Regions from separate parts of the Mus musculus genome. Here region 2 is linked to region 1. The links are chromatin loops, found by intact Hi-C in ENCODE. Cell type or tissue: heart. All regions are shown on one strand. Each heading gives the region's core, and the rest is flanking DNA. Links, peaks and the distances in the headings are about the cores only.

Region 1 (15,655 bases), core at 4,641-12,640:
TTAGTCAAGGCTGTCTAGAAAACTCGGGATGACTAGGACTCATATGGGGACGCACATAAAAAGACATCCAACTATTACAGTATTTACTGTATGCAAAGTGTAGGTGAAAGGTTTCCTCCATAAGCTGCCTCTGCAAGCTGGAGTCCCGGAAAAGTGGTGATGGAATTCAGTTTGAGTCCAAAGACCTGGGAATCTGAAAGGTCAATGATACTGAGTGCTTAAAGGGAAGAAAGTTACTGATGCTAGCTCTAGGCAGGAAAGAGATACTTAAGATGGTAAAGAATGAACAAATTCATTCCTCTGTCAACCTACCAAAAGCAATGTCAGGTTCAATGCAATGTCCATAAAACTTCTAATGCAACTCTTCTTAGAAATTGAAAACCTAATCTTACATTTTAATTGAAAATACACCACCACCAACACATACACACACATACACCACATCACATATCACACACACATACATACACCATACACACACATACACACACACCACACACACATACACACACACATACATACATACACACCATATACACATGCACACATACATACAAACACACCATATACACATACACAAACGCACACCACATCACATATCACACACACATACACATACACCACACACACATATACACACATACATACATACACACCATATACACATGCACACACATACAAACATACTGTATACACACATACACACTCATATACCATGCACAAACACACACATATACACACACCCACACCACACACATGCATACATACCACACATACACACACAAACACACACACACACACACACACACACATACAGGCAGGATAGACAAAACAATCCTAAACAAAACAGGAACTGCCAAAGATACCACCATTCCTGATGGTGCTATCCTCCAGAGATACTACAATAAAAACAGCACAGCACAGTACTGATGTTAAACAGACAGACTGACCAAATGGAATAGAACTAAGGGCTCAGAGATAAGGACACACACCAATAGCCAGATGACTTTTGACAGGAGTCCAAAATATGCACTGGAGAAAAGACGGGATCATCAGCAAGCTGCACTGATTTACATGCATACCTATGTGTAGAAATGAAACAGGGCCTTCCTCACTCTCCCTGAACAAAAGCCCAACTCCAAATGGATCAAGTGCTCCCACAGAGGTCCCTGAGTCTGGCAGAGGACCACAGACGAGATATGCTTGAACTCACAGACACTAGACATCTAAACAGGAAGACAGCAGCACAGACAGTGAGACCACTGAGTGACAAATGGTACAACATGATACTAAAGTGTTCATGATGGTTGATCTTGACGGTCAGCTGTAAAACATTTTACCATAATCTACTCGGCTCTGGGCACATTTGTGTGGGCATTTCTCGGTAGGATAAACTTACAGAGGAAGAAGGCCTGTCTTCAAATTAGGCCTTCATCAGTGACCTCCATGTTAAAAAGTTCCGAGGTAGGGGTTGGGGATTTAGTTCAGTGGTAGAGCGCTTGCCTAGCAAGCTCAAGGCCCTGGGTTCAGTCCTTAGCTCTGAAAAAAGAAATGTTCCAAGGTAAGAGCAGTGCACATCTCCGCCTCTTCATCACCCTGTGCACGTGTGAGCATGGCTGCTGCTGACATTCTCCACCAACATGATGCTGCAGCTGCTCCAGCCTTCCAGAGTGAACTCAGTGCCAGCCTTCTCCCAAAAACTTTAAGGCCTTAGGTGTCTGTCAGAGCACCGCATGCATGAACTGAAAGCTACCAGGTTCTATGCCTCTCTTGCGTGAAGCTGGCCGTTGTTAGACTGATTAGACTGATATATAAAGATCTGTTCTTCAAGAGAACCCTGCCTACTACATCAAGCTAATTTAACTACATCAAGCGTCTTTAACCGTCCAATTGACATCGAAAATTGATCAGCACCGTCTGCTAACAGTAAAATAACAACCCGTGCTACATTTCCAAAGCTCACAAACGTAGGGCACTTTGCATGCTCTAGTCCTTGTCATTTTAACATCGGATCTTCTGTGCTTTGTCTTACCAGCGCCTTCTGGAAGCAGATGCCACAACTTTCATCCTAGAAAACGTCTGAAGACAGTGAGACACATTCTCTTCTTCATGCTGTCTTGGCTAAGAGGAAACTCAGCGCTGATTTGCAGGCCAACTCCATTTGGATCTGTATTAACTATCTCGTTGGAGCCGTTTGGAACTCTGTGACTTGGAACGCTAGTTGTCATCTCATTCCCTGCCAGCTCCAAATTCACCCTTGTCGTCTGCTCTGGGGAAGTGAGTATGGCCCCCTTAAAGGTTTTTCTTTGGCTTTCTGGCACTGTTATCCAGTCCATAATGAGCTCAGGGGAGGCAGAATTGCACTCTGGCTCTGGTGTCTTCCGCTGCAAGGCTGAGAGTTTGTCCAGGCTCCTCTTACAACATGGAGTTGGGGAAAGTAGGTGCCTGGGCCTCTGCACTGGCAATGAGGCAGCTTCCCTAGTGTCTGGTTCCCACAATGCACTGCAGTAAATAGGACTCAGCAGCCAGAACTTACCCCCACCCCCCACCAAGCAGATTTGTAGCAGTGTTTCCTTAATGAGACTCCTTCCTGAGAATAGATTTCCCCAATACCCTAGAGGGATGATTTCCAGAAAGTTCCTGGGGGCTAAGTTTGGGATAATTTTGCCAACACGGCATCCTGGGACCTTTTCTGCCATCCAGTAAGCCCCAGCTGCCTCCTATCCAAGCAGGTCTGGATCTGTGCCTCAAATCCACTTAACATTTGAGCAGGGTCTACTTCCTTCATACCCTGACGCCTGTGCAAATGTGGTATATCCTTCAGTTCAACTATTCTTAAATTTTCAATTTCAGTATTCTAACAGTATATGTGAGTTCTTAGATTCCCATAAATTTGCTTGTAGAATTCAAAGACAATTAATTAGTTAGCAGAAGTTGCAACTGAAGGCTGAGCATACTGAGCTCGGTGTTTATTACTCGCAGAAAAGGGGCAGCAGGTATGACACAGTAAGACGTTATTAGTGGTGAGGATGATGAAGATGCTGAGCCTGAGCCTTCCCCTGAGGTTAGACTCTCCCACAACTGAGAAGGGACCCTTTGAAATTCAAACGTTATCATAAATAACGACAAGACTTTAGAGGATCCTAATCAGATCCACTTTCCTAAACAGTCCCTGCCCAGACTGGGAATGAATGCAAGAGACAGGGAACCCAACATGGATGGGTTTAGATGTGATGAGCTCTAGCGAGGCCGACTGGAGAGTTTCAAGCTAGAGAAGGCGAGGGGAGAATGACAATTTCAGACTGAAATAGAGGAGGCTGATGAGCAGCACGCTGATTAAGCAGGTAGGTCTCAGATCGAGTTCCCAGGGGCTGCCTCAGACTGACACTGCTCCAAATTAACCACACATTCCCTCCCTCTCCAGTCCCAGAGGACTGAGGGCTGTGGTGTGGTGGGTGTGGTCGCAGGAGAATGGGCTATGGTTAGAAACCTCAGGTTCACTGTGAGCCACTTATTTACTCTGAACAACTTTTTAATGTTAGTATCTAACCATAGCAAGCCTGGCCTGGGAAAGAAGCCACACTGAGGCTGAATTTCCGATGCTGGCATTTGTGTTCACGGGAGTCACACTCTCACCCTACATTGGTTGGCTAGGACTAGTATAACAAAGATCGGTAGAACAATAGAAATCTAATATGTCACAGTTCTGGAGTCCAGGACCCTGGAACAGTACCACGGTCATTCCAGAACCCATAGAGAAAGCATACTAGCTGGCTTCCCCCAGTTCTTGGTATTTCCAGATGGTTCTCAGCTTGTGGAACAACATGCCAGTGTATGCTACCATCTTTATATGACACTTCCCTATGTCTCTTCACATTAAGCCTCTGTGCATAGCGATCTCTATGTCCAAACCTTTCTTTCTGTAAGAACACCAGTAATGTTGACTTAGAGCCCAGCCTACCCGACAGCCCCATCCTCACCTGATTGACTCTCTAAAGGATGGAGCCTTGTTCTGAAGTACCAGAGGTTCTGTCTTCTTTGGGTGGGAAAAGACTCAATTCAATCCTCAGCATACCTCCTTGGATTGCTGCCCAGATAACTCCCCTCCTCCACAGTGAACAATCAGCGCACTTAGAATACAGTCTCCATCTCAATGGCTTCCAGAACAAGGGGAAAGGTTTATATAGTATACATGTCTGGATGCTGCATAGGGACATATGTGCACAACTCCAGAAACATCCTTAGTCCTCCATTCTTCCCCTCTGATCTCTGGCCTTTGATGGCAACCTTCAGTATCTCAGCACCCCTTCAAGCCTCTCTCTTCCCCAGCACTTGCCTGTTATAACCATTCCTGCACGCATGGCCTACCCTCCCCTTGCCCTCCCTCATTAATGTGTGCCCTAAAGCTAAAGATACATTGCACTGGAATACCTAGACTTTCACTAAACAGAAGAAATCTAGAGAAAATGGGAGAACCTGAGAGACTGAAGGATATGTCACATTCTGACACTGAAGCCAAGTATCCTTGCCCGTCAGATAACATTTTTTCACTTACTGCTTCCTGTGTGTTGCAAGGGTAGGGTATCATTATCAGAGAAGTAGGCTCCTCTTCATCAGAAGACCCACAAGAGACAGAGTGGCACCGGGAGAAAGGGCAGGTATTCAGAGATGGGTTGGAGAAAAACTAGTACATTGAAATAAGTCCCATATTCTTGCAACTGCCACTCCCATTCTCTATGACTTGATATCACTGTGAGTATATGTGTTTTTCCCAGGTCTCTGCTCATGTCTTATGTGTCCCTTTCTGTCTCTCTCTCCCTGCCCCTTTTCTTTAAACACACACAGGGACACACACACACACAAACACATATACCTTTCCCACACACTTCTGAAGAATACCTTCACTCTCACAGTCCTGTGCATGGCCCACTGTAAGGAGGTAAACTCTGTCCCATGAACCACGCAGGATCTAATATTCTCTTCATTAGGATGATTCTCAGGTGAAAGACATCTGCTTTCCCAGGACAGCCAATAAAAGCAAAATGTATTTCTTGGGAGGGAACACACTATGCCCTTAGTGCCCAGTAATATTTTCATAGGCTTTCGAAGATTATATTCACTGGTGGTCACCTTAAATGACTGCCCCAAGGGGACAATAATCCAACCACAGGAAAATTTATTTTGTTTTCTGTTATAACCTCAGAGCGGTGCAAATCCCTGGACATCAATGCGATATGAATCTGCCTCTATAGAATAGAAACAAAATAATACATAGACCATCATGTTGATAGTAAACTGATGTGTCTGCAATGTGGCTGCCCACTCAATCCTAGCTTGTTACTATTTACTGTTATTAATGGCTAAAAATGTGCACAAGTTGTAGGCGACAAAAACCTACATACCCAGAAGAGGAAGGGAGGGCTCAGTGGAACAATGTCAAAGGGGAGGAGCCAAGGAGGAAACAGGTCAGGAATAGGAATAAAAGGGAACAGAAAGCAAAACCAGTTTCCCGTACTGTACAAATATCTGAGGCATAGGGCATGTTCCAAAGTCTGCCAACTCTCAACTCTAGAGCTTTTCTCTTCTAGACGGATCAACATCCGTTCTTCTAGTAACTTGGCCAGGGGCGATGTGCTATGATAAAATGTAGGAGATGGATCAGGAGGTTGCCTCTGTGAAGCAGAAAGCAATGGTGTCCTGGAATCTGAACCTGAACCAGATCACTGAGGAACACATGGCCTTGTAAAGTAGGTGTCCTGGATTCCCTGTGTGGGCCCACGAGACACTAGACCGCCTAAAGGAACAGCAGAGTTCTATAACAAGTTTCCTAAGTAGGCTACAGGTGGTTTAGGAGCAAGAATTCAAATGGGTTTCTGGGTTAAGCAGAGTTAAAACAGCTTCTCTGTAATGATTTCCTCTGGAAGTTTGAATATGTATAAAGGTATCGTGAATCTCCAGGTGCGGAGTCTATGTGCCTTGTTTCCCAAATGTTTTTTTTTTTAACAAAGTATGCAGACACTGGTATCCTTCTAGAAACTTCTGAGATTACAGATGAATCATGGACATTGTCTCCTAGAACAAGCCAACTAGTCGGGATTTATGAGCCCTCGGTTTCTCTGTCTGGAAAACGAAGGCCTTTACTCAATGATTCTTGGAAAGTTGCACATCAATGACATTGTAAACACTGACGAAGGTTATAAACCTGCTGCCTCTAGATAATCATAGGCCACCTCTCCACAAAATGTCAGGCTAAACCCCCCAACTAAAGGTGTTCTGAAAGCCTGCCACATCTACAGTGCTGAAAGACCCGATACAGGAGCCAGCAGCAGATACCCCTGGATACTGACAGCCTAAAATCCTTTCCCTTTTCTTTGGGTTATAAAACTGCAGTTTCTACTTTGTTCCTATTCTTAATCTATGTATTCCAATTGCCCCCCATCTTCTAAGCATGTTATCCAAGCCTGAGCAGTTAGATTGCCTCATACCATGGCCGCAGTGAAGAGAGCAAGGAGAGGCAGAGTGCTGATAAAACCCTCTGCAGGATCTCTGCTGCAGTACCGGGTGAACGAAGGGAGACCAGGGAGGATGGCAGACAGAGGGAAGCAAAGGGAGAACTCTGCCCAGTGACTACTAAACTAAGAGAATAAAAGCCAGCAGCCATCTTGGCCATCTTTGTATTAAGGAAGAAAATGCTTCCCGAAGACACCAACTGGATCATCCCAGAAGTCTATGTCTTCCTTCTTTCCATGAAAAAAAAAAGAAAAAAACACATATTCCCTCCTGCTTAAACTAACTTGCAACTATAAAGTGTTGAATAATTCAGATATCAACCTTTGGGATTCCTGCGGCGTGAAGGCTCCATTAAAGGGCTCACATGTAAAGCTGAATCCACATTCAATATCTAACAACAGTGGGAGGACGTTAGGAATAACTGTGTCACTGAGAACTGATACAGCCTGTCTGCAAACCCTAAAAGCTGTGTGCCAGCAAGATCCCAGAGACCTCAGATAATTCCTTCCACCTGCTGCCTGAAATGCCATCACTGGGCATCTGGGGTCTTGACAGGGTTAGCCAATGGTGTAGAGGGAGTCTTTCGAGAGTGTCATGTAAGCTATCAATTCTTTTTGAAAAACAAGCAAAAAAAATGCATCTTTAGGAGTTTATAAACATCCTAGAGGAAAAAATATACTCCATTTGGGACCCTATCTCTGTGTTGCTACAGGGAGGAATACTAGATATAATAACAGGATAACAGGGAACTTCTGGCCTCTTCAACAATATCTGGTGGAAAGAAAAGAGGTTTGGCATCAGAAGGGAAAGAAGGGGGCACCACCAACAACAAAGACCCTGATGTTTATACAATGTACACTGGGAAGTTTTCAGCACCTTGGACTGGGGGGTCAGTAGAAGAGAGGCCCGTCAGTCAGAGCTGGAATTAGTAGGTAAACTAAGGGGGTTAACTGTTTAAATTCTTCCCTGGAGAGTGAGCCCATGAGCCAGTGCTTCTCATATCATCCCAGGGACTGGGTTTCAATGAAGGGAGTGTTGGGGGTGTTTTAATAAAAGTAGAAGAGAAAGTAGTGACACCAGATAGCCCCAAACAACGCCTGGCTCACCCTGGTTCTGCGTGGGAGGACTCACTTCTCTAAAAGTCATTTTTCTGAACCTCTGCAACATCCTGCTAAAGGGTGGCTCCCCACCCCCCAGAGTGGGTAAGCTTTCTAAAATAAAAATTAAAGCAGGCAAAGTCTCTCAACTCAAAGCCACCAAGCAAGCTTATCGCTGATGTCGACTAGAAAAGCTGAAGGCCTGATTTGACAGGTCCCTCCCCAAACATTTTTTTTAAGTTAGTGCTAGCCTCTCACACCAAAGACTGATTGTTGCATTCCTAGACCCTAGGGACCCTGTGCTTTTGGTCTTGTCTAACCCTCAGAGCCCTAAGCATCATGGGAAAAAGAATCAGAAAATGGGGTGAGCAGCTGCACCCCAGCTTCTGGCTGCTATCATCCCACCAAGTCAATGTTTGACATATTTGTTTGTCCTCTAAGATGTCAGTTCTAGGGTTCCACCTGAGAGGGGTTCAGAGAAAAGCAGAGAACAGACCCTGCCAAGGAGAAGAATGGTCTCCTGTGGGCCTACTTCAGCCTCAGACTGAAACAGATCGTAATTTATGTTTGTCTGACTTCCAGAGCCTGGAAAGTGCTTTTCTTTATCTCTCAGCTTGTTTGTGTGTTAGTCTTTGGAACCCGGAGGGGAAGCAATACATTAAATCTGCTCCATAGCAACTGTGTCCCTCTTCCTTTAATGGAGCCCAGGTAATCATCATTACCACCAGGCGGGAGTGGCCAGAAATTCAAGCTGGGTACTCAAGTCCTTTTCAAAGGTGTTGGTGCTGGGAGGTGGGAAACTTTTCCAATATTTGTTGTCACAAACCCTCAAAAAATATATTTTCTATAAATATAATATTTCTTGTAAGGAATAATTTTTTTATGTGTAAAGGAGAGATTGGTACTAAAACTAAATCTACTGCGTTCTGTTTCAAGCACTTGTTAGTATCAGAATCATTCTGTTTAGCAGATTCTAATAGCAAGCTCATTAAAACTTCAGAAATGCCTTTGACAGGGGGCCGTCACCATCTTCTCATATCGAGACAAGCACACAGAGAGGGTCTGGGTACCAGGATCTATTCGATAAGTGGCTGCATATGCTGGCATAGCTGGGGATGTGGCCTTGGCTCCAGCATCCCCTGGAAGACGAGACAGTGTGTGCACTGTGTGGTGTCTCCCTTGTCTTCATCCTTCTCATGCTTGCTTGTTTCTCTTTGCTGTCTGTTTCCAGGTCCCATCTTTCTGTTGATTTCTGGCTGTCCAAAACCTCCTCTTCAGCAGCCACAAACATGGTCTGTGCCAAAGGACTCTGGACTCTGAACTTCCTGGGATGGCCATTGTAAGCCCATGGCAGCAAAAAACCAAACAGCCCAGACTGTTAAAAGCAGTTCAGTGCCATGAAGATGTCAGGCACCATCTGGCAGGATGCTGTTGTCTCTCCCTAGCAACGGTTCCCACAGCTTGTCTCTGGTTACCTTGCCTGCTTCCCTAGTTACAGCACTCCCAGTCTCAGTGCACCTCTGACATCACCCCACTGATCCGAAGCCTTTCCATGTCAATCCTAGACCATCTTATACCCCAGGCTACCAAGTTCAGAGACCACTAGTCAACCCCCAGTGCTAGCTAGTACTAAAGTCCCAACAGAGTTCAGTCTTGGGCAAATATTTGAAGCTTCTGAAAGCCTTATGAAGCTATTAAGCCCCCCCTCCCCAAATACCCGGCCCCGGGATTGTGATTTATTTTCTAGTGGAAAGCAACACGTCTTAAAGCTATAAATCTGGCCCAAAGGACCTCTCTAGGTTTCGAATCCCTAAGCGAACCTAAGCAATACTCAGTGATGAGACCCCACCCACTGTGCAAAAGTTAATTCTTCACCTAGCAGTGCCTCAGCAGCCACATACCATTTATTTTAAGTGAGTAATTTATTTAGGTTTTCGTTATGTTTTCCAGTCTTCACTAAGATACATTTCGTAATGAAATTTCACAAAAGCAAACCTAACTAATTTTTAATCTTCCAGGAAGGCTCCATGAAACTACACCAATGCCTTTGCATATGGACTGTGTTCGTGTGACCACCACCCCGCCCCCGGTTGAATACTGTGCTTCTTCAGAAATTACAGTTCTTCCATGCCTCCAAAGTACTACCCCAAAATACCCCGAAGTAGAACCCCAAAACTGCCAGTTATATAGTAAGAATATCATTTGCTTTTTTTTTTCAATTAAACCTGCACAGTTTTGTTTTTCCTAGTCCTTCATTTCACCCTGAAGACGTGAGGTCTAGGCACTGGCAGCTCAATATTAAAACCATCCTAGTGAGTCACCAGCTGAAGTTTAACGAGAAGGCAAGAAAGCAAAGCACCCAGGAAACCTGCCTGCCCTCTGAAAGCCAGCATACCCGCTAAGACTTTCCCTGAGTGGTTCTACCCATCATAAATATCCTGCCATAGAAACTGGCCATGGAAACACTAGGTTTCCAGTGCCAGAATCTCCCCCCTCTATGCCAATCATCTACAAAACCCACCCACTTCCTCTCTGCCCATTTCTTAAAATTAGACCCTGCTCTCTCCGCAGCTCCCATTTCCGTGGTCCTACATGCCTCTAATGTCTATCATTTACCCACATGTTTACCCAAGTGAAGGCAACTTGTGTTTTGTTACTTAATTTTATTTGCCCATAGCCGTTCAGGGAGATACTGCTCCCTGGTCATCCATCCCACCCTCCTCACCCCCTACACCAATCCATCCCTTACCTGCCTTTCTTCCTGTTGTGGCATTTCTCACATAATAGATTCAATAAACAGTTGGTGTTTGGCTGACTTAAATCTCTGATGGCAAACTATATAACACATAAAACTTTTAAGTCTGAGCCTAGACACTAGTAAAAAAATTTACAACCTCTAAGCTTCACTGGTATTAAAACTTACAATTTGTTTCTCACTGAGTTGCAGAATAACATACTGCATAAACAGATCTAGACTACAGTCACTAGAGAAAATAAACGTCAAAGATAAAAGCTAGACAACATGATAGAAGGCATAGCCAAGCAAGGTATATGGACACAAACTATATCCTTGCCAATAAAGACAACTAATCAAATAAAAGTTCTTTAATTACCATGCCAACAGCAGCCACTGGTGGAAATTCACTAGCAGGTACTGCGGGCCTATGTTTTACATAAACAAAAAAGGGGGAGAGAAACAGAAACAGGCTTTCTGAGTAAGATCACCACCATCAGCATACAGGCAGACTATCACCCAACCCACTATTCTCAGGGCCAGAGCAATCCCATACACTCACTGTAACTTAAACATTTAAAAAATATATTTTCGAATATCCTTTTAGTGGTTCCACAGGCTTCATAAATGTTCACTGAGAATTAACTGTGTGTCCTCTCCGAGTCCTGGAAACCTGAAAATGATCAGCATACCATCCTAACATAAAACTGCCTAGTCTCAGTGGGAGAGTATCTGCAAGTCATTTTAACATGCAATGGAAAATACGGGCCTCACAAGCTATATGCTAACACTAACGTACCACAGAATATGCATCTTCTTAAAGGACATTCTTGAGGAACTGCTGACCAACTCAACTGAGAAAACAAAAGAGGGCCCACTGGAGGAAGCTGAATTCAAACAGTCAAGGAAGCAAGACAAGTGAAAAAATAGTTGATATTTAGGAGGAAGCATAGACAACAGGGACCAAGTCACAGCATCGTGATAAGTGGACAGTGAGGGTCCTACATTGAAGAAGACACTGAAGTGACACATGGTGAGCATTCTTCCATAGAAGTAGGACATGATGCTAGTTGCTGAGGTTGGGTACAAAATGCCTTGCACTTCATCTTAAAGGCAAAAACAACATTTCTATGTTTGGAACAATAGTTTAATTTTCATGGTCAAATGCAAAGAGCAGCAACGGCTGTGATCCTACAAAAACTATGACTACATTAGACGCAATGGAACCCTAGTCAACATCTCTACTTCAACGCAGCTTCAGCCAGTCAGTTGGAGCTGGAGGAGGTGATCTCTGAGGTAAATTTCTGCAGACCATGATTCTGTCTTCTTATCCCCAGTGCCCAGCCGAGTAACAGATCTATGCCATATAACTGTCTGTTTTTAAAGGCACCAATCCATTCAGTAGGACAAATATCATGATGCTACCAAGGTGTACTAGTAAAATAAAAAGATTCAAAGGGCCATAGACTCTAAGGCCAGTTGAAAGTATAGCCTGCTTCTCTATCCCAGACAACTGCTTTACCAACACACTGTACTTTCTCTCTAGAGATATCCTGCTTGTGCTGAGTAAATTTGTTAGTCTTTGCAGGAATGTTTCATTATGTTATCATTTGAGGAAAAAAGCAATGGTAATAAAAACATGATGTTAAGGAACTAGTTGTGATAAAGCATAATAATTTAAGAAGAAAATATAGAAAGTCAAAATAGTGAAGAGATTAGGTATGACAAGCATTAATTACCCTCTCGATAGGGAAGAGACTTTGGCTAAGCCACTTAATTATTCTAAGGGTTTGGTCCTGCCTTTAATGTTATGGACAGCTTCTTTAGAGTAATTACATAAGGCTGTGTCCTATGTAGTTACGCTTGTCCTCAAAGTCCTCAAGTGCTAAAAGCTTGGTCCCTCCTGGGCTAATGGTAAGGGGTAGTAGGGTAAGTGGGAAATCAGGACTGGCCCCTCTTCCTGATTATCTGTCTCATCATAAGCTCTCTCCTCCTTACACAGGCTCCCACCATTGTGACTTCATCTTCCATGAGATGTTCACCAAAGCTGAGCCCGTATTAGCAAACTGAGCAACAAATAAACCTTTTTGTTTAATAAGTAACCAGCCTTACGTATGCCCTGCCTACCTCTTCAGAGCTGGAACTACAGGAAAGCCATGGCCATCTGGCTTTTATGTGAGTACTGGGAAGTGAAACTCTGGTCCTTTCCCACTTGCAAGACAGGGCATTGCACTCCCCCACATGCATTTATGTTCTCTCATATATACAGTCCAAATTATTCCTGACTGGTGAGACTCTACATTGTTCTCAATCACAGGAGACTTGAGAGCAGTGAGTGTCTATATCACATTTGCTCACCCATAGCTCCTATCTTCCCCCAACGGTGATTCTAGATCCTTCTGTGAACAGCCTGCCACCTTTCCATAAACAAGCAAAGTTCAGAAAATATCTGGGGGAGTACTCCTTTCCAGAACTTTCCCAGGCTAGCTTTGTGCTCAAAAACCTTGATCTCACCACCAGCAATACATACATCCTCAGGGCATTCCAGAAAGCCTTGTCCAAGATGAAAAAGTAGACAATTTACCCCCTAAACAGATGTTCAGGCGTAGTGACAGCCCCTCACACAGTGTAGCACTGTTTATCTTTCCATTGGCTGTTGAACTTTCAACTCTCTACTTCATCAGAGTTATAGTTTTTGCCTGTTTTTCTGTCTCCAAAAATTCTCAATTTATCCCTTTATCCAGTCCTTTGTCCTTGCCTGTTTTAACTGATATGTTGTTTCTGCTGTATACACAATAGAATGGACAAGGGTGCGCCATTTGCAAACCACTTTTCCACTTTTAAATCACCTAAATTTCTATCCAGAAATGATTCAAGTCACAATATAGCAAACACTAAGATTTTTCGGGCAAATTATACATACATAATTCCAGGAGAATTAGAAAAAAAATCTTCTCAGAGAACTATTTTAAATAATTGCTGTATTATTGACAAAAGTCATTTCAGACAACAGTTCAAAAATATACCAGGAATGATAGATCCACACACTTGATTTGGGTCATCTGCTAGCCAACCCCTAAGACAAAGCTTAGAGGCACTTGTGGGTTCTTGCTCTTACCTTGATGACTTAGCAAATAACATCTCGGTGCCTTCGTAGCCACATCAGTAAAATGGAGAAAGCATCTAACCTAGAGGGTCATTAAAATAAGGGTGGGATGGGTTGGTATTTATACAGATCAGTGGTAGGCACCTAATATATGGTATTCAATCACAGCTGGATAACTTCCCTGACAGGTTAGGTTTGGACTCATCAGTCAATAGGAGTCTTGGGAGCCTCTGGTTGAACCTCTTGACTCACACCAGAAAAGTTCCCCCTACACCCCCACAGTACAGAGGGGGGACTTCCTCTCCATAAGCTGGGTTTGAATTCTAAGCATGAAAGAGTAAAGGAGAAAGACGAGGAGGTTGAGGAGGAGGAGGAGGAGGAGGAGGAGGTCTTCCTCCAGATGGCAGCTCATTGCATAATTTAAAGAATCTCTTCCCTCTCTCCTTCAAGCTATTTATTCTCTAGTCACTGTCCCATGCACTAGACCCCAGAGCTATGAGTGCTACAGCTAAGAGTGCATCCATTTTCTCTATTAGAAGAAGCAGGAAGTGCCCCTGTGTGGCCTGTGTGGAGTACCTGGCATTCATCTCCTGAACCCTTGACTTCTATTAACTGAAGCTCAAAATTGCATTCCTGTATTCTGGAATCCATGTCATTCTATCACTTTCTGCTTTAGCTTGAGGTTAACAAAACTGGCCTCTTTGATGCCAAGGCCATAGAACTCCACTCCATGTTTCTACTAACATTTATAAACTTAACCTTTAAAAAAAAATGTGTGTTTATCCCTATTAACTACTAACCCTTGATTATTAATCAGGATAAATATGTTGTCAAATCTGATTTGGTTCACTAAATCAAATTTTAAATGCTCAAGAGGAAATTGTGGGCTTTTTTTTTTCTTGGTGGAAATCATATGATTAAAATTTTGCAAGGCAAATAACTATCCGATTGATTTTTTTAATGTAACTGTCTTTTACCATATTAAATTTGCCTAGAGCACCGGTACAAATATATTAAGCTTTAGATAATAATAGTGTATTATGCTATTACAGCAGATATGCCTTCCTGTATTTTTATTAGGCTAATACAAAAATTAGTTTATCTTCCTTGAATGTACTTAAACCAAAGGATTAGCATGCTGAAGAGTCAGGAGGTCACATGGTGACTCAAGGAGCTATATATACATGTCTAAAATTCCCATAAAATATAATCCTCATATAAAAAAATTGATTTTTTCCATTTAAAAGTACCCTCAATTTTATCTAAGTTTAATAATACTATACTATATTTAACTGATAAATATGAACACTGTAATTTTTTTCATTAATTTGATCCCACAATTAGGACACTATTTTTAGGGGCTTATCACATAGAACCTCTAACAAAACTGTCTGCATGCTGGCTCCCTCCAAATTGTTTTGGTTTTATTTTTGTTTTGGGGGTTGTTTTTGTTTCTGTTGTTGTTGTTGTTGTTTGGTTTAGTTTGGTTTTTTATTCAACCCCATGGCCCGCTACAACTGCCATTCATAGAAGTGCATCAGCCCTACACTCTTGCACTCTCTTCTATACCCACACTTCAAACTAACGTTGACAAGGAGCGCCTGTCCTGATAAGCCAATCAGTTTCCAGTGTGCCTGCATGATGTTTGGGGGTGTGAGCTGAGCTATTCCAGTGCTACCCTACCCTCTTACTGAGCACACCGTACTTGGCCTTCTAACTCAGTATCTGATGGATCCTTCATGTTTCTTAACTATAGTTGAATCTTTTCCCTAAATCTACTCTCATTCAACTGGGGCTCAAACAACTTTCCCACACTATTATGAAATCCTTGTTGCTCACTACTGCCTGGGATTCTGCCACAAACCAGAGAGACCTGGAACACCATAAAGCTGTCTCCCTCTAGACTTTCAAGTCCAACATCCTGCCCAACTTCCACCAGCTGGGACCTTGGGCCCAAGTTTACTATGGTTCTTTCACAGTTAGAACTGATAATACCAAAGAATAATTTGGAGAGATCTGAAGACATAATAGAGAATATCTCAAGTATGAAGGAGTCCCAAATAAATGGGGATGAATGCTATTTCTGGGTGAGAATATTGCAAATATGATCCTTTCAGCTCTTTCCAAGTCACTGCTAATTTACATAGTTAATGTAAGCACATGTTACCTAGAAATAAAATACATGGTGAGGAGCAAAGGAAATTTATA
Region 2 (15,655 bases), core at 5,224-13,223, 54 kb after region 1:
ACAGGGTTTGTGTACATGTAAGCTCTCTTGGACTACACGGGCATCATCATTTTTCCCAGTTATATTTTATACATTTCCACTACTCAGTGCTTGACTAACGCCATTTTTCCTCTGCCTGCCTTGCTCAGCCCCAGGGAACATGTGTCCAGGAACTTCTGGCAATCTTGAAAAGCATAAGGCGACAAGGCTGTTGTGAAGCTAAGATGCTTTTCTACCTATATAATTTAAACATTTTAATACATATATTTCATTCTGCTTTAAAAAATGTTCTGCTCATTGAACAGAGTATATAATGACAAAGCAGGTTCTTTAGTTTGGTTTGGGTCGAGTTTTTTTTTTTTTCCAGAAGCTTTCTGCTTTTAGACTAAACCAATTTTTTTTATTTAGCAAACACAAGATGGTACTTACTAAAGAAGACAGGGTTTTTCCAACACTTTATTGATACTGTTTACCTTAGCTTCCCTGTCATCATAACTTGATTAATAATGTTTAACTGCCTACCGCTCCTAAGAACATAGGCACTGCCTTAGAACATTTATATTAACTGAACAAAAGAAAAAGACCTTTGAATTTCAAAATAAAGAAACACAAGTTATAAAAAAATGCCAAACTTTGGAATTAGGAAAAAAATATTTCGACATTTTTTTAAACAAAGTAGAACCTCAAATGTTCTTATTTCCTGAAAGAAAATAGATGATAATGGTGACAATCAGTAAACTTGGCTCTAAAGTCAGCCTCCTTCTCAAGCCCTCAGACAACAAGTAACCCCATAGAGCCTGAGCCATTAAAACTGCCCTATAAGGAAGGATGGAGACTTAGCTCAGAGGTAGACTACCTAAGGTCATGAGTTCAAGTCCCAGTAGAAAATTTTTTTTAAAATACTTAAAAAATAAATAAAGCAGACCTCTCTGTAAGGTAATGCCACGTTGAATTAAAGGGGTGTTTTATCTGCAGTTTCTCATAATTTTAGCTTCCATCTTTAAGAGAGAGAGAGAGAGAGAGAGAGAGAGGGAGGGAGGGAGGGAGGGAGGGAGGGAGGAAGGAAGGAAGGAAGAAAAGAAAGAAAGAAAGAAAGAAAGAAAGAAAGAAAGAAAGAAAGAAAGAAAGAAAGAAAGAAAGAAAGAAAGAGAGAGACTTTGTCTTTCTTAGCTAAAGATCACTTACACTTAACTCCCTGTAGTTAAGTGAATACTAATTTATCATCCTTCTTGGGCTGCCATAACAAGTCTCTGAAAGGCTGAATCCCGGGTTTGTTTGCACAACAGAAATGTCTGCTCAACCTGCAGGCTGTGGGGGCGGGAAAGGCGGGTTCCATTCGGAGGCTCCATCTGATAGATGGCCACCATCTCTATGGGTACATATGACCTCCTCTTCCCTGGCTCAAGGGCAGCTCTGGTCTCTCTAACTCCTCTTGAAAGAATCCTAAACCTGCCTGATCAGAGTGTGGGTGTGACCCCACTTAACAGTCATGACTTGACTTGCAGAAGGGCACTTCAGATACAGTCACTTCAGAGATGTGGGACTCCAGTCTTTTGTTGCCGATACCTTCTTAAAGGAGAAGTCACTAATAGATCCTTCCATGAACTCAGGACCTCAAAAGTATGAAAACACAAATATCCAAGGTTCCAAGCCTTATTCACCCCCAAGTTGACTCAAACTGAGAATCAACTATGTGAGGATAATAACACACAACCCTTGAGTATTCTTCTAAAAGACAGAGAAGGAAGGAGAGTCTACATGACAGAGGAATTTAAAAATTAGATGCAATGAAGTCCAACTGTTGGTGGGGTTTGTTGTTGTTGTTGGTTGGTTGGTTGACTGGTTGGTTGGTTGGTTGGTTGGTTGGTTGGTTGGTTGGTTGGTTGGTTGGTTGGTTGGTTTTGATTTTAGGCAGGGTCTCACTCTGAATCCAAAGCTGGCCTCTAACTCTGCCTCCAGGTTTCTGCCTTTCAGATGCTGGCATAAGAAGCATGTATGTCCAGGCAAGCTACTCACTGTTTAGAAGTTGCATTCTTAATACTAGTGAGCAAAACTTTAATACCTCTGCCTATGATATTAGGTCACAGAAAAAAAAATACATTAAACACACATAGGCCTGAGACGAAAGAAAACGCATTTCTTACTGTGAGGTCAGAATCCAAGAACACAAACCATTTACCTTCTAAAGTCCTGGCAACTGTGGTTTTCAAAAACCCACAACTTTCCCCAGCAGAACATTTGGAAGAGTGTGCTCCAGCAGTGCCAGAAGGTCATATTTCTTCCCTATGCCTCTTGAAACTTTGCAGTCGAGATTTTCAAACCTGTACCAAATCACAGCCCCAGGACAACCTATAATAGGCTGCCAGTGAGCCTGTCTTCCTCACAAAATGAGAACACGACCCTACATTTTCTCCACTAGCCAGAAGTTCACGTGGGGCCTTGAAACACCTGCCAATGGCTGTGCAGGGAAGAACATCAGCTAGGTCTGACACAGGCGTCTGTGTCAAAGGAAAGAGCTGTCATCTATGGATATTTACTGATGAATTTGCAAGGATAATTTCTCAAGTGTTTATGCACATATATAAGTAGGAAGAGGGATATTTTTTTATTTCTGCTACTGTAATTTCCTATGTAGAAGTAGGTACATTTTCAGCTAAAAAATTTTTCTCCATGATACATTTTAAAAATGAATTAATTAGTATAAACATTTATTTAGCCACAAATATTTAGTGGTGCTCTGTGAAGTCTGTACACTGTTGAGCCCTGGGGCAAAATAAAGAAAGAGGTGCCTTGCCCCATCCTGTAAGTGGGCAAAGAGATGCCAAGAGGAAGAGAATAGCAAGGCACCCACAAAACACAGAAGCAAGAAATGCCAGGCGCCAATGAGATCCGACTCTGATTACTTTTCATTCAAAACTACGTGCTTTTTATTCTGTTTTCCAGAGAAGAAAGACCAAGACAGAACAAGACCTCGCACCACATTTTGGCCAGGTGCTCTGCCTGTAGACTAGTGTGACCCCTTATGTGAACTCCCGTGATCACCTCCTAAGTGTCCTCTGGCTCCGTTTGCACTCAGCACCACACGTGAAATTGTGTATCAGTAATTTTACATGGATTACCACATCCCTTGCTTAAAACTCTTCAGTAAATCCCAAGAACCAGAGTGCAGATCCTACTAATAGGGTACAAGAGGCTGGCTCTCACTGGCTCTCACTGGCTCTCACTGGCTCTCGCTGGCTCTCGCTGGCTCTCACTGGCTCCTCCTCCCCCACAGTTTTCATTGGTAGTGGTTAATTTGGGAACTGGGGGTTGTGTGGTTTGTGGGTTGTTTTAGTGAAGGTCTTTGTTTTACTCTGATTTGTGTGTGTGTGTGTGTGTGTGTGTGTGTGTGTGTGTGTGTGTGTGTGTGTGTTACATTTCAAAGGTGTCTGGGGGCAGGTTTGTTCATGTGCATATGGAGATCAGGGATTTATTATCTAGTACATTCCTCTTTGTTCTGTACTTTATTTACTGGGGAAAGGTCTCTTCTTGAACCCAGAACTCACACATTTGGTTAGTCAGGCTAACCAGGTTGCCCCTGGCAGCCCATGTCTCTACACCCTGAGCACCAAGATGACAAGGTGCATTTTGACCCAAAGGGACATTTGCTTTGGAATTACTTAACACTGTGCATGGATACATTTCTAAAATCCAAGTGTTTGGGGCTGGAGAGATGACTTTTCTCAAGCATCAGTTCCTACATCAGGAGCTCATAGCTGCCTATAAATCTACTTCCAGGTGATCTGATGGCCTCTTTGGCCTCCAAAGGTACCTTCACGTAAGTGTGCAAAGTGTGCAGTGGGTTCTTGCAAAGGCGCCTTTACTAAAGTGTGTAGTGGGAGAAGCTTCGCCAGATATTGTTTTCTATCTTTTAGCGACCTCTTCACATTTTTCTTCAGTGTTTTAAGATTCTCACTGTAGAAACTTGTACCTCCTTGATTAAGTCTATTCTTAGATTGGGTGTGTGTGTGTGTGTGTGTGTGTGTGTGTGTGTGTGTGTGTATAAGATACTAGGGTTAGGATTTTTTTCTTTCTTCCTTAGCAAGAAATTCTTGGATATATGAAAGCTACATATCTGAATATCTTAATTCTGTATCAAGCTTTTGTGCTGAAAGTGTTTGTCAGATCAAGTTTTCCAGTGGAATCCTCAGGGTCTTCTAAGAATAATATATCCACCACTATCTGGTAAGTTCACTTCTTCCTGTCCTAGTTTTGCTTTTATTATAACCTGCTTTATTGCTCTAGCTAGGATTACAAACACTCTATTGAAAAAGAGCTATCAAGAGGGATTGGAGAGGTGGCTCACCCATTCAAAGCACTAGCTGCTCTTACAGAGAGCCCAGGCTCAGTTCCCTGAACTAACACAATGGCTCACAACCACATGCGATTCCAGTTCCAGGGAATCCAACATTCTCTTTTGTCCTCTACAAGAACTTCATGCACATGGTTCACCTACCTACACACAGGCAAAACACCCATGCAAATAAATAAATAAATAAATCCTTTAAGAAAGAATATAGAGTTAAACATCCTTTGATTTATGTGTTTTCATGCCAATAAGCCCGTCCTAGGTTAAAATATAAGGGTTTTTTTGAGGCACTTATTTAATACCTCTAACTAAAGAACACTCCGGCTTAGCAACACAATGCACTGTAGAGAATCGATCACTGTCATTATTATCATCCGGCAGTTGACTGAGATCTCTGGCTCATTGCTGCTGTTCACCATCACAGACAGTAGTACAGCACATAGCACTGGTCTGGGGAAACTTTAGTAAATATGTGTATATTGAACCCTTTTGTAGTATCAAAAAGTTTTAAAAAAAAACTTAAGTTAAATGCCTATACATCAAAGACCTGAATTTTTTAGTTCCTGAGGGAGGAAAAAAAAAAAACTATCTCCATGCATGTAAAAATACATTCTTTGGAGTAGAGAAAAAAAAATCCCTAGAGACTTAAATACATGTTAGTAAAGGACAAATTTAAAATAAAAATTGCAGCCCATCTGGACCATGGTACATCAATGCAGAATATCATGGAATTATTGGAAACAGAGATAGATCATTGCCACATGCCCATGTGTCACAAGCGCCCTCAGATAAGTGCTCAAACCAGAGGGAGAGGATGGAAGAGGCACAGCCACTGCAGGAAAGAGAGGGCATGCAAATAAGTATTATTTAATGGATAGACGAAATCCTGGATGTTGTCTCTGGGAAAAGCTAGGGGTTAGAAAAGGAGAGGTCTCTTCTTTATTATCCGCATTATTGTTGTGCCTAAGGATTTTGTCATATCTATGACATTTTCAAAAATAAATCATGTGTGTTTATATATACAAAACAAAAGCTACCCAGAGGAAGCACAGGCAAAAGAGGAAGGGCGAAACCTGGCTCGCTCTATCCACCTGACTCCCGGCTTCCTGTGCTATAACCCAGCAAGCAGCTTGTTTCTGTAATTTCCCAGTCAGAGTGGCACTAGGCCTTCTTTGGAAATAAGGAACTTCAAAGACTGGTGACAGCAGTGCATATAGTCAGTCAGACAGTTGTTCCTGTCCAATGCTCGCCAGAACCTTAAGGCCTTCACGAAACACTTTTACTTTGGGCAAATCTTGCATCTACTACTGTGTTCCTTCACACTTAAAGGGGTCATTTACGTCATACTGCCCTTATACAACAGTGGCAGCAACGACTGAAATTAAAGAAAATACTGTGAAAGATTTGTCTTCTGAAACAACTATCAGATTGCCTGCTGTGTATTCTTGGCAATAAAAAGAGAAAGGCCTGGCCCAGATGGAAATTTACTTGGTGATATCTAATGGTCTATGGGCATTGTTCTACTGTCCATCAGTCCCACAGCAATGTGGGAAGCAATCATAGTATTTCCAAAACTCCTTAAATGAAATTAGAAGAATATTCCAGCCAATCCATACCCAGGAACCAGGGGGAGTAATTAAAGGAGTGAATGTTTTATTCTTTAGTGTTTAATAGAATACATAACAAGTCACATAATCAATGATTCATTACTTCGCACACAGCAGGGAAAACAGTATTGGGTGTTTCCATTATACAACTGGTTGTGAATAGAAGAAATGAAGGAGAGTATTTAGATGGATGAAGACAATTTCAAAGTTTGAGCACCTCTGAAAAGATTTCATCCATGTGTTTTTGTTTCCCTTTGGATATAGAAGAGCTTTTATTCTTGGATTTATGTTTCATTAGAAAAGTGTGATATTATTATATTTTCCATGTCCCCTTAGATTTTAAAGAAACAGCTCAAAGGTATCGCTTAGCAAATAACAATTTCAACATGTCAGAACCCAAATAAGTATTACAAACAGCATTTTTTTCAAATACCCAGAAAATTTAATTTACATGTTCAAAGTGTATAACCATGATGAATGTTTCAATCCTTCATCATCCAACGGATATGATCAGTGGTAATGAATGAGTATATATCGTTTGTATTCAATAGTTATAGCAAAGTTTACATGGCTATCAAGTCACAAAGACAGTTGTATAGCAGTTTACATTAAAATTGATGTCTGCACACCTTGAAACACATTTTAAACAAACAAAACTGGCTTGGAAAAATATTATAAAATAAAGTGGCAAGCATTCTTGGTCAACTGGTCAACCCTCCTACCATCCAACAGCTGACTCCAGTGGAGGTCTTCTAATAGGATTCTTCCATCTTTGTTTAATGGGCCTTGTAAAGAATCTAAATCCTCCAGTATTAATATTTTGAGATGTGTACTATCCAAAACTGTCACCAAGAAAAGTTAGCTATAACATAACCTACTTCCAGGTATGTGAAAACTTCTTCCAAGTACTGTGGACACAGAGAACACTGTGTTTTATTCACTACTTGAGAGAGAGAGAGAGAGAGAGAGAGAGAGAGAGAGAGAGAGAGAGAGACTTACATTATCCAAAATATTCAGATTTTAAAAGATTTGTAGTGAGAGGAAACACAATAAAATTTTAAGCAAAGACGTAACTAAGAGTTTTACAATAAAAATACCAAATTTACTATTTTTAAAACATGTCAGTTTTATGGTACTTGTAATTTTAGACTGTAAAAGAAATTCTTAAGGAATTCACTTCCTTCACTCAATATTTTTCTAAATATTTGTATAGCTCATTTTACATATAGGAGTACAAAAATTATTTGAATGCTAGATTGGAATTTATCATAATATGAAGAGTTAAAAATTTATCAAAGCTTCGTAATACATGGCTTTAACGTAATAACTGCATTCCATGGAAACGGCCATAGAAATTAGACCACGTTGTAAGCACTGCCAGTTGTCTCTGGGTATTGGCACATCATACATCTCCCCGGAGAAGCAGCAGGTATACACACATATGATTCTGCTTTGAAAAAGAAGACAATTGGGGCTAAAATTATCATTTTGCTAGCAACTGAACAAAAACAAATAAGACACACTAGAATAAAAACAGTATTAAAGGGGAAATTTCTCACACCTGCAAGGTATATTTTCCATTACATGTTTGAAAATCTAGAACGAATGTGGTTTGTAATCCACACGTATTAAAATAAAAACAGACATATCAAACATCTGATAGACAAGCATGGAACCTGGGACCTGTTTTGTTTTGTTTTTTTACAACCACAGAGACTGTCAACACTTTTTAAAAAAATTACTTATTAAACCTAATGTCATTCCATTATTTATGAGCATCAAATGGTAATTTGATCAACATATGCAAATGATTGCCTCTCTGAGATAGATTAATGCAGCCGTGAATATCTGAGTAGTTTATAATATTCTTCTGGGTCATTTCAAAGATACTGATGAGAGAGGCTCCACTGTTTGGTACAGTCATCAAATTCACAGGTGCTGACCGAGATTTCAGAACATTTTATAAGCCCTAAGGGTTTCTTCTACAACCCAAAGTGCATGGAGAGGAAAGGACCCAACGACATCAGCCTGGCTCAGTCATACTTACCTATCATATAATGAGATGACTGCTCAGACTTAACTTGGGCTGAAAAGCACTAAGTTTTTATGCATTGCCCCTAACAGCAGAGGGCACAGTCACTCCCAGGAAGAGGTCCATGTACTGTCCCTTATACTAATGGCCCAATCTTTAACAGGCCAGCCAGTATGGTGGAAGGTACAGAAATGTCTGTGTGTTAGTGAGACAAACTGAATAATTTTCCAAGCTTCAATTCATAAACAATGCAGACAAAACTTCAGCAGTTTCCCATGGCTTCTAGTGTTATGCAGACTTGACAAGGAAGCTAGAACTTCCGTTTTGTCATCTCTCAGTGTATTTTGAGCTGTCCTAAAGATGGTTTTTATTCATACATTTCTTTCTTAAGCAATCTAGCACTGTTCCGTGGCATGGGAGAAGTCTGAGACTCACACTTGGCCAGTGATTGACAGTCCTAAGTCATTTCAGGCTTGAAACAAAGGTTCTGAGCCATTACCTGATCCACCGCCTAAAAACAAGCCCAAAGCTGGAGTAAGCACAGCTTCCTGGACCCCTGCTGCCCTTTCTTTAAAATCACACACTTTGTACATGAAGCTAACTCTTCTCTAAAGGAAAAAAAAATCTCCCAATTAAAATGAAGACATCATTGGATTAAAAATATGGATAGCTTGAATACAGGTAGCTGACACATGATTACTATACAACTAACATCCCAGCAAAAAAGTATGGAGCAAACCCAGCCTTGTAGTTGTGACTGTTTTCCTGACCCAAGTTCACAGGCAAGGATATGAGAAGCTCACCAAAATGCGTTGCTTTTGTATATACACCATCAAATGCAAGTTACCAGGGGTAAATATAGGAAATTTTATAGCATCAGTAGATGAATTAAAAAACTAAATGATTCGTGTAAAATGTTTGTATATGGTATGTACAGATTTGATCACAGGAGTCTGAGAATAAAACTGTCCCAATTCATAACATCTGCCTCGGATATGATGAGATACACGGTACAAGGTTCGTTTTTTAAAAACAAGGAAAAAATAGCTCTAATTTAAACACTTCAAATGGCTCTTACAAAAATCCTTAAAAACATATTTCAGAGTAAGATGATAAAACAAACACACACACATACACAAAGGCTTCTCTGTAATCACAGATTATCCAAAGGACGTCTCTCAGAGGGAAGCATACGGGCATACCTCCTCTCTGCTGTGGTGTGGAAGCATACGGGCATACCTCCTCTCTGCTGTGGTGTACACAGGATACACACTGGGAATTCATTCCACGTGAGAGGAAAGGCAATAAGGCAAAGGTCCCCTGTTTCTGTTGCATTCACCTAAATACCGCGTTATTGCTCGGCTCACACTGAAGTACTTATTTGCCTTCATTTAGAAACATTCCACTTGACAGCTATCTACAGATGGGCAGCCCCCCCCCCCCGTGCTTCCGTTGATCTTTCGAATCTGTCACTGCAACGTCAAACAAACGCAGGAAAGAAAGAGCATTGTTCCGGTTTTCAGAACAGCCCAGCAGCCCACACTTGCTGGCCTTGCAGAAAACATCAATTTAAAAACACTACTGCTAACAATAATAATAATAATAATAAAGAGATCTGAAGTCTAAGTAATTAAAAATCAAACTTATTTTGCTTAAGTAAATAGGCTATAAGTGAGGAAATAGAATCAACAAGAAAAATAAATGTTCAAATCACTAAAAACTCTACTAGGTAACTCTTTGGTTAGGTTATACAAGTATTAGCAACTAAGTTTAGGACTCAAAATAGCTCGATAGACTTCCAGCTGAAGATGGGTCTTCTACTAATCTTGATAAAATCTAAGTTTACACGTACTGTTTCATATTTTTTTAAATGCGCACATACTCAAATGGATTATACAAACTTCCAACTTTCAAATAATAAATGAGCATGTCCCCCTCCTCCCTCCCGCCCTTCCTCCCATCTTTCCTCCCTCCCCAACCCTCCCACAGTCCTAGACCTAAGTAAGGGCTGACTGTCCCTACTAACCACTCCTGCGTTACTGGGTCACTGCCAGGTGACTTCTAGAAGCGCTGCCTCCCGCTCCCTGCCTGCTCCTAGCCTAGAAGCCTTAACCAACAAAACCTAAAGCTCGGCAAACAGCTGAAGAGAAAGGGCGCCTCCGCAGGCAGGAGGATTGCTTTCTACAATTTTAAGCCACAGGAGATCTAATGTGTTGGGGGTAAATAGAACTCTCCCCTGTTGCCAGTACTAGAATTTACTTCTACCTGTAACTTTAAAAACAAACAAAAAAATCTCTTTATTTACAGTCTCTGAACTGCGTCCTTGGGGTCTTCCAGCATACGGTCTACCATTCAATTGTCTAAAACTCTCTTTCTAATGAGGGTCAAATCTCTAACAACCTTTTAAAGCACTCTCTCCACACAGCACTCTCAGTTCTGATCTCTGAAACCGCTATGGAGTCAAAGGGTTTAAGATGTCAAGGACTCGTCCGAACTGCACGCCGGACACCGTGCAATCCGATTCTGATCAATTCAGTCATTCCCAGGTACTTGGTGACTGTCCCACTAGATCACGACAATCTGGGGGAAGGGTGGTTGGAGGCCAGGAGTAGAGGAAGCATGAGTGAAGGGCTACATCAGAACACTCTCTCGGCTAGTGGGGTCCAAAGATGATGAAGACGCCCAGAGGATTTGTGGCTGCAGATTCGCAAGTGGGGTGCAGACGGGTCTGGGTGACCTACTAGGAGATCTGGGGGTGGGGGCAGAAGGAATCGGGAAACAGGGAGGAAGCGAGGGCATCTATAATCCTGTCCCCCGAGGGGAGGAAGGGAAGTGGGCACCGGAGTGGCGAGGGGCGGGCGTGGGGAGCTCACTCCCTGCAGAAGACGTACTCGGTGTAGCTGGTCCAGATCTTGTCCTCGCTCTGGTCGGTGCTGCTAGCAAAAGCGCAGGTGCCCGTGGAGCTGCACGCCACCATGTGGAAGCCCGACTCGGACAGCTTATCGAAGGCCTGCTCTAGGAAGTTGAACTTGAGGTAATAGCGGGAGGTGTAGCGCTCCGGGGGCCGGTCGGGGTCCCGGCTCTCATTCAGGGTGTCCCCAAACACCTCCTTGGCCAGCGACGTCTTGCCGCACACGGTGATGCGCGCCACCCGCCGGAACTTGGCGTCCGCCTGAGCGTCGCGCCCGATGGTGTAGGAGCCGCGGTAGCCGATGGTGATGTAGCCGGAGCGCCGGCTGCCGTCCAAAGACTGGGACGGCGTGAGCAGGGGCCCCGCCGCGCCCCCGGACGGGCTGCGGCTAGCCAGCTCCAGCGTGGGCGAAGGCGCCCCGGCCGAGGCGCCCTCCTGCGGCTCGGGCTCTGCGTAGCCCAGCGGCAGCAGCTCATCGCCCAGAGAGCCCTCCTTGTGCACCCCGCGGCGCGAGTGCGGCGGCGGTGGCCCCGGACCGGGTTGCTGGGGCGCCCCGAGGCGACGCACGAGCTCCGGCAGCTCGAAGTACTCGGCCTCGCGCTGCAGCCGGCTGCGCTCCGGGAAGTAGTCGGGCAGCACGAGCTGCAAGTCCCGCAGGTAATCCAGGATGTAGCGGAAGAGGAAGCCGTCCCGGTCCAGAAAGAAGCGGCCTTTGCTGTCCCGGGCCAGCTCCTGCGGCTGCTGCTGCGTGAACATACGCCAGAGCAGCGAGTCGGGCACGGACACCACGGTGCAGCGCCGGGTCACATACACCTGCCCTCCCACGTTCAGCTCTACGATGTCCGGGAAGAGCGGCGGCTCCGCCGAGGACGACGACGAGCCGCTGCCACCTCCGCCTCCGCCCCCGTTGGGTAATCCTCGGGTGCTGTCCGCCAGAGCCATGGCCAAAAAGAGGTGGCCCGGATGGGCCAAGTGGCAGGGAGCGGGGTCGCGATCGGAAGCCCCAGCGGCTCTTATCGGGGAGCCCTGCGCTCAGGCGGCGGCCGGCCACTGAGAGCCGCGCGGTGCGAGCGCGCAGCAGTGCGCCCACGAGAGCCCCGGTGCGCTGCGCCTGCCTCGCCCGCGCGCTCCAGGCGAGTGGCGGGTCGCGGCCCGCGCGCCGCTTAAGTAGAGCCGCCCGCTTGGGCGGCGCGGCGCGCAGGAGGCGGTGGGCGGCTGCGGAGCCGCTGAGCTCGCTCCCGGGGCGGGGAGGGCTGGGGCGGGGTGGGGGTGGGGGAGGAGCGGGGAATGCATTTGCATGCTAAACGCTGACGCGGCTCGGGGCTGCAGGCTCCACCCTGACCCGCGCGCTCCGGGGGACGACCGGACTGTCACCGCCCGTCCGCCCACCCGCTCCGGGCCCAGCTCCTCTTCCTCTTCCGCAGTGGGTCAGAGCCTCCAGGCGCTTCTCCAGGAGGCTGATCACTAAAGCGATCCTCTTGTGTTCCCACCTCCCCTCCCGCCGCCCTTCTCGGCTGACCGCAGCCGGCACCCGGGGACTCCAGAAGGGGTTGGAAACTTTCTGGCAGAGTGGAAAAGCTTGATTGCCTGCGGCTAGCGCCCTCTAGACCTACCCGCTTCTAACAGTGCAGAGCGCTGCTGTTGGAGATCCATCCCCGGGTCTCTGGAAGTTCTGAAGAGACACTAACTTGGAAAGGATGCACCGGTCCCTTCAAGTCCAGACCACCCAAAGGTTTTTCACGTGACTATGTGACTAGCGTATAGCCTCGAAAAATCCCTAGAAACCACAAGCGAATGCTTCGCGAAAATGCTCTGTTAGATTATTTTGCGAGAGCATAAAGTCTTTGGTTAGGAAACCACAACACAGTACTGCAGTGAGCAGAAATGACTAGGAGAGGAAGTTGGGTGGACACAAAGGGGGGGGGAGGGGCTTACACTGCGTGGGCAAGAAAAGCTAATAAGCGCCTCCAATAGTGGGACGTGAGGCCTCCGGTTGCTTTCAGCCATCTGTAAATCGCACCAGAAAATTCCAATCTAATATTTTCTTTTATTCGTATTATTAGTATTTAATGATTTTACTAGTATTTCATTATTTTACTAAAATTCCGCTGATGTTTTATTTGTTCCTTGAAATGTTAATGCACGTATAGAAAATAATTTACTTTTAGCCCATGCATAACTGTTCTAAAGGTCCAGTAACCCGTGTTCTCCTCCTCCCTCCATCGTTCTCTTCTGTACTTTACAAGACCGTCCACCAGAGAAGAAAGGCTGTGTAGGTCTGAAGGCCCTTCAGATTTAGCCATGCTCTCTATGGACTCCTACTTGTTCAGCGTTTGGAGTCATGCACAAATTTCAGCCCACAGAATTCTGCCACTGCCGGGAAACCTTCCATGGTCTCCCAGGGGAATGAGACAGGTTGCTCTTCAAATTCCCATCTTTGCACTTGGCACGTTCTGAAATCTCAAATTTGTGGTCTGTTATCTGATCGTTGGTTTTTGGTGAATAAATAGATAAGGGCTTCAAGAAGCCCAAGATAGAGGAGACTCTGAAAAACCACAATTTTAATAAATGCTCTTATACGTTGCTGGGCATCAGGCTGTGGAGAATTCAAGGCTGACTACCTACATCTCCTTTAGAGCAGCCAAGAGGCAAAGGGTTGGCCATCTGAACAGTTATCAGATCACTTTGAAGGACAGGCTGTCAATCACAATAAGCCCAGAAAGATCTTTGTCTTAATAATGATGTCTACCCTTTGTGCGACTGTCCAATGAGCTTGATAGTCTTCTCACGGATGAATGTCATTTTCATTTCTGAAATGTTTATGTCTGCCAAACAATTACTGCACTCGTGTCACAGAGCTGAAATAAGATCAGGCCCCAGACCAGCCTGCTTAATTGCAGGCACAGATTTCTGATACTGAATATATTTCACCATTCTTCAACTGTTCCTTGGGATAAATGATAGATGACAGGAAAGTTCCGAGTCCCGACACTGAATGTGATATATCAGCATCTCAGGCCTGACAAAACTGCCACTTTTCTGTAAGCCCAAGAAAAGACTTCAGTGTCACCTTGGCACAACTGGGTCATTGTTCTATGCTGCCATGTCTCCCTTCAAGATCCTTCCCGTCTTAGGGTCACTACCTCTCCACCACCCCTCAAGACCAAGCCAACATTACCTCATGTTGACCAAGCCAACATCACCTCATTATCACCTCAGATCACTGCCTGGACCTCCAAACTGCCTCTACTCTAGCACCCATCAGTCTTCCATCACTAGACCAAAGAGAAGGATCCAGTCAGACCCTGTGTTGTGTGTTTCTTCCCACGTCACACATGAGCAAAACCAAAGTCCTTCTAATGATGTGACAGATGCTTGCTTGTTTCTGACCCACACATGCTTCTTTGACCCATGCCATAACACTTTGCAATGAATGTGCTGGGTTCTCATGCCATTGGCCCTTCCCCTCTCTCTTTCCTTAAATGACTCGTCATCCCCCACACTGTGTCCCACCCCTTCCTTCTTCCCTTCCCCAGGTCCCCTTTGCCCATTACCCTGTTCAATGAAGTGCAGCTCTATTCCACAGCTTTCTCTTCCCTGCCTTCTTTGTTGAAAGTCTCTTTCCCTGTGTCAGAATGTAAGACCCAAAGAGGTCAGGGATATTTCTCAGCTCTGTTCATTACTATATCCTTAATATCCAGAACACAGCCGGGGCTCTATAATCTTTTGATAAATACTTTGATCATTCACTTATTCCCTCTGTAGTCATTCAAGGTCTACCACCATGTTCCAGGAAGTGTGTTCAGAATAATCACTGCCCTCTTAGAGCTTATACTACACACACATACACACACACACACACACACACACACACACACACACACACACACACACTGTTTGGATAATAATAAACATCACACGTACCAAAAATAATTCATGAAATGAAATAAAGGGACAATGTGAACATCACTCCTGCTGTAGAGTATCTGAGGAAGGTGTCTCTGAAAATGATGCTGGAAGAGCCCCAGCACATTCAAGAACAGTAGCATTTAGCATTCTAGACAGACATCAGACAAGTCCAAGGGTCTGGGTCAGGAATTAGCTCGTCTCACAGTGCAAGTTTATGCAGTGTCATCTCCTTGTGTCCTGTAAACACCAAAATGCCCTTGATGTCATCACTGACTGCAGTCTGAAAGTGAGGTGTGCCTATGGCAGGCAGCATGCAGCCATCCTTCTCTACCTCTTGAGATGACACATTTGTCCACCCCAAGCTACTTGAGAATAGGTGTCTGGTTGATTTTGTGTCTTTTGATTCTTGCCTATTAGTTAGAATCACAAAATCTAGTAAGCTTGATGCCTGGGTGTGTTCCAGGGTCATAGCTCTTTTCATCATCCAGGATGTTAAATATGCCCAGTTGGATGGAGACCCAGAAAGACCTTAGAAAAGCATCATCCACATGTTTAGACTCAACCTGTTCTTCAGCAAAGGATACACTGATGGCCTCTATTCTTTTTCATGTGACTCTGCACTTTCCTAAGAGAGAACATACCTTGCCAGAACTTGGGCCTTTGAAATTAAAGTAAAAGATACTGCAAGCACCTGTAGACCGAGTTCTAATCTTTTTTTGTTTTTTTGGTTTTTTGTTGTTGTTGTTGTTTTTTCAAGACAGGGTTTCTCTGTGTAGCCTTGGCTGTCCTGGAACTCACTCTGTAGACCAGGCTGGCCTCGAACACAGAAATCTGCCTGTCTCTGCCTCTCCAGTGCTGGGATTAAAGGC

The links. A loop is a pair of places that touch in the nucleus more often than their neighbours do. Peaks named below come from ENCODE experiments on the same cell type or tissue, not always from the same donor. Only the 100,000 strongest peaks of a DNase experiment are listed, where the experiment ranks them.
Region 2: a loop joins it to region 1, with 1.9 times the contacts of the local background. A loop is called at or near these places in 4 of 42 quality-filtered maps.

Annotation. Positions count from the first base shown.
Region 1 is chr14:102,917,217-102,932,871 of GRCm38, forward strand. No RefSeq gene overlaps it. Among named protein-coding and RNA genes, the nearest start is that of Mir5130, 58 kb to the right of the region's middle. In heart, for the core only: no CTCF peak of the experiment used is centred there; a DNase peak (open chromatin) is centred at 7,645.
Region 2 is chr14:102,970,622-102,986,276 of GRCm38, forward strand. It overlaps Kctd12 (potassium channel tetramerisation domain containing 12), which reads right to left and starts at 12,016. Exons shown (of 1, transcript NM_177715.4): 1 at 5,960-12,016. The coding sequence starts at 11,819. The coding sequence ends at 10,836. It overlaps Mir5130 (microRNA 5130), which reads right to left and starts at 12,011; the gene lies at 11,928-12,011. In heart, for the core only: CTCF peaks have their summits at 10,152, 10,968, 11,169, 12,481 and 1 weaker place; DNase peaks (open chromatin) are centred at 5,410, 11,090, 11,230, 12,290 and 1 weaker place; H3K4me3 peaks cover 3,648 bases; H3K27ac peaks cover 2,430 bases.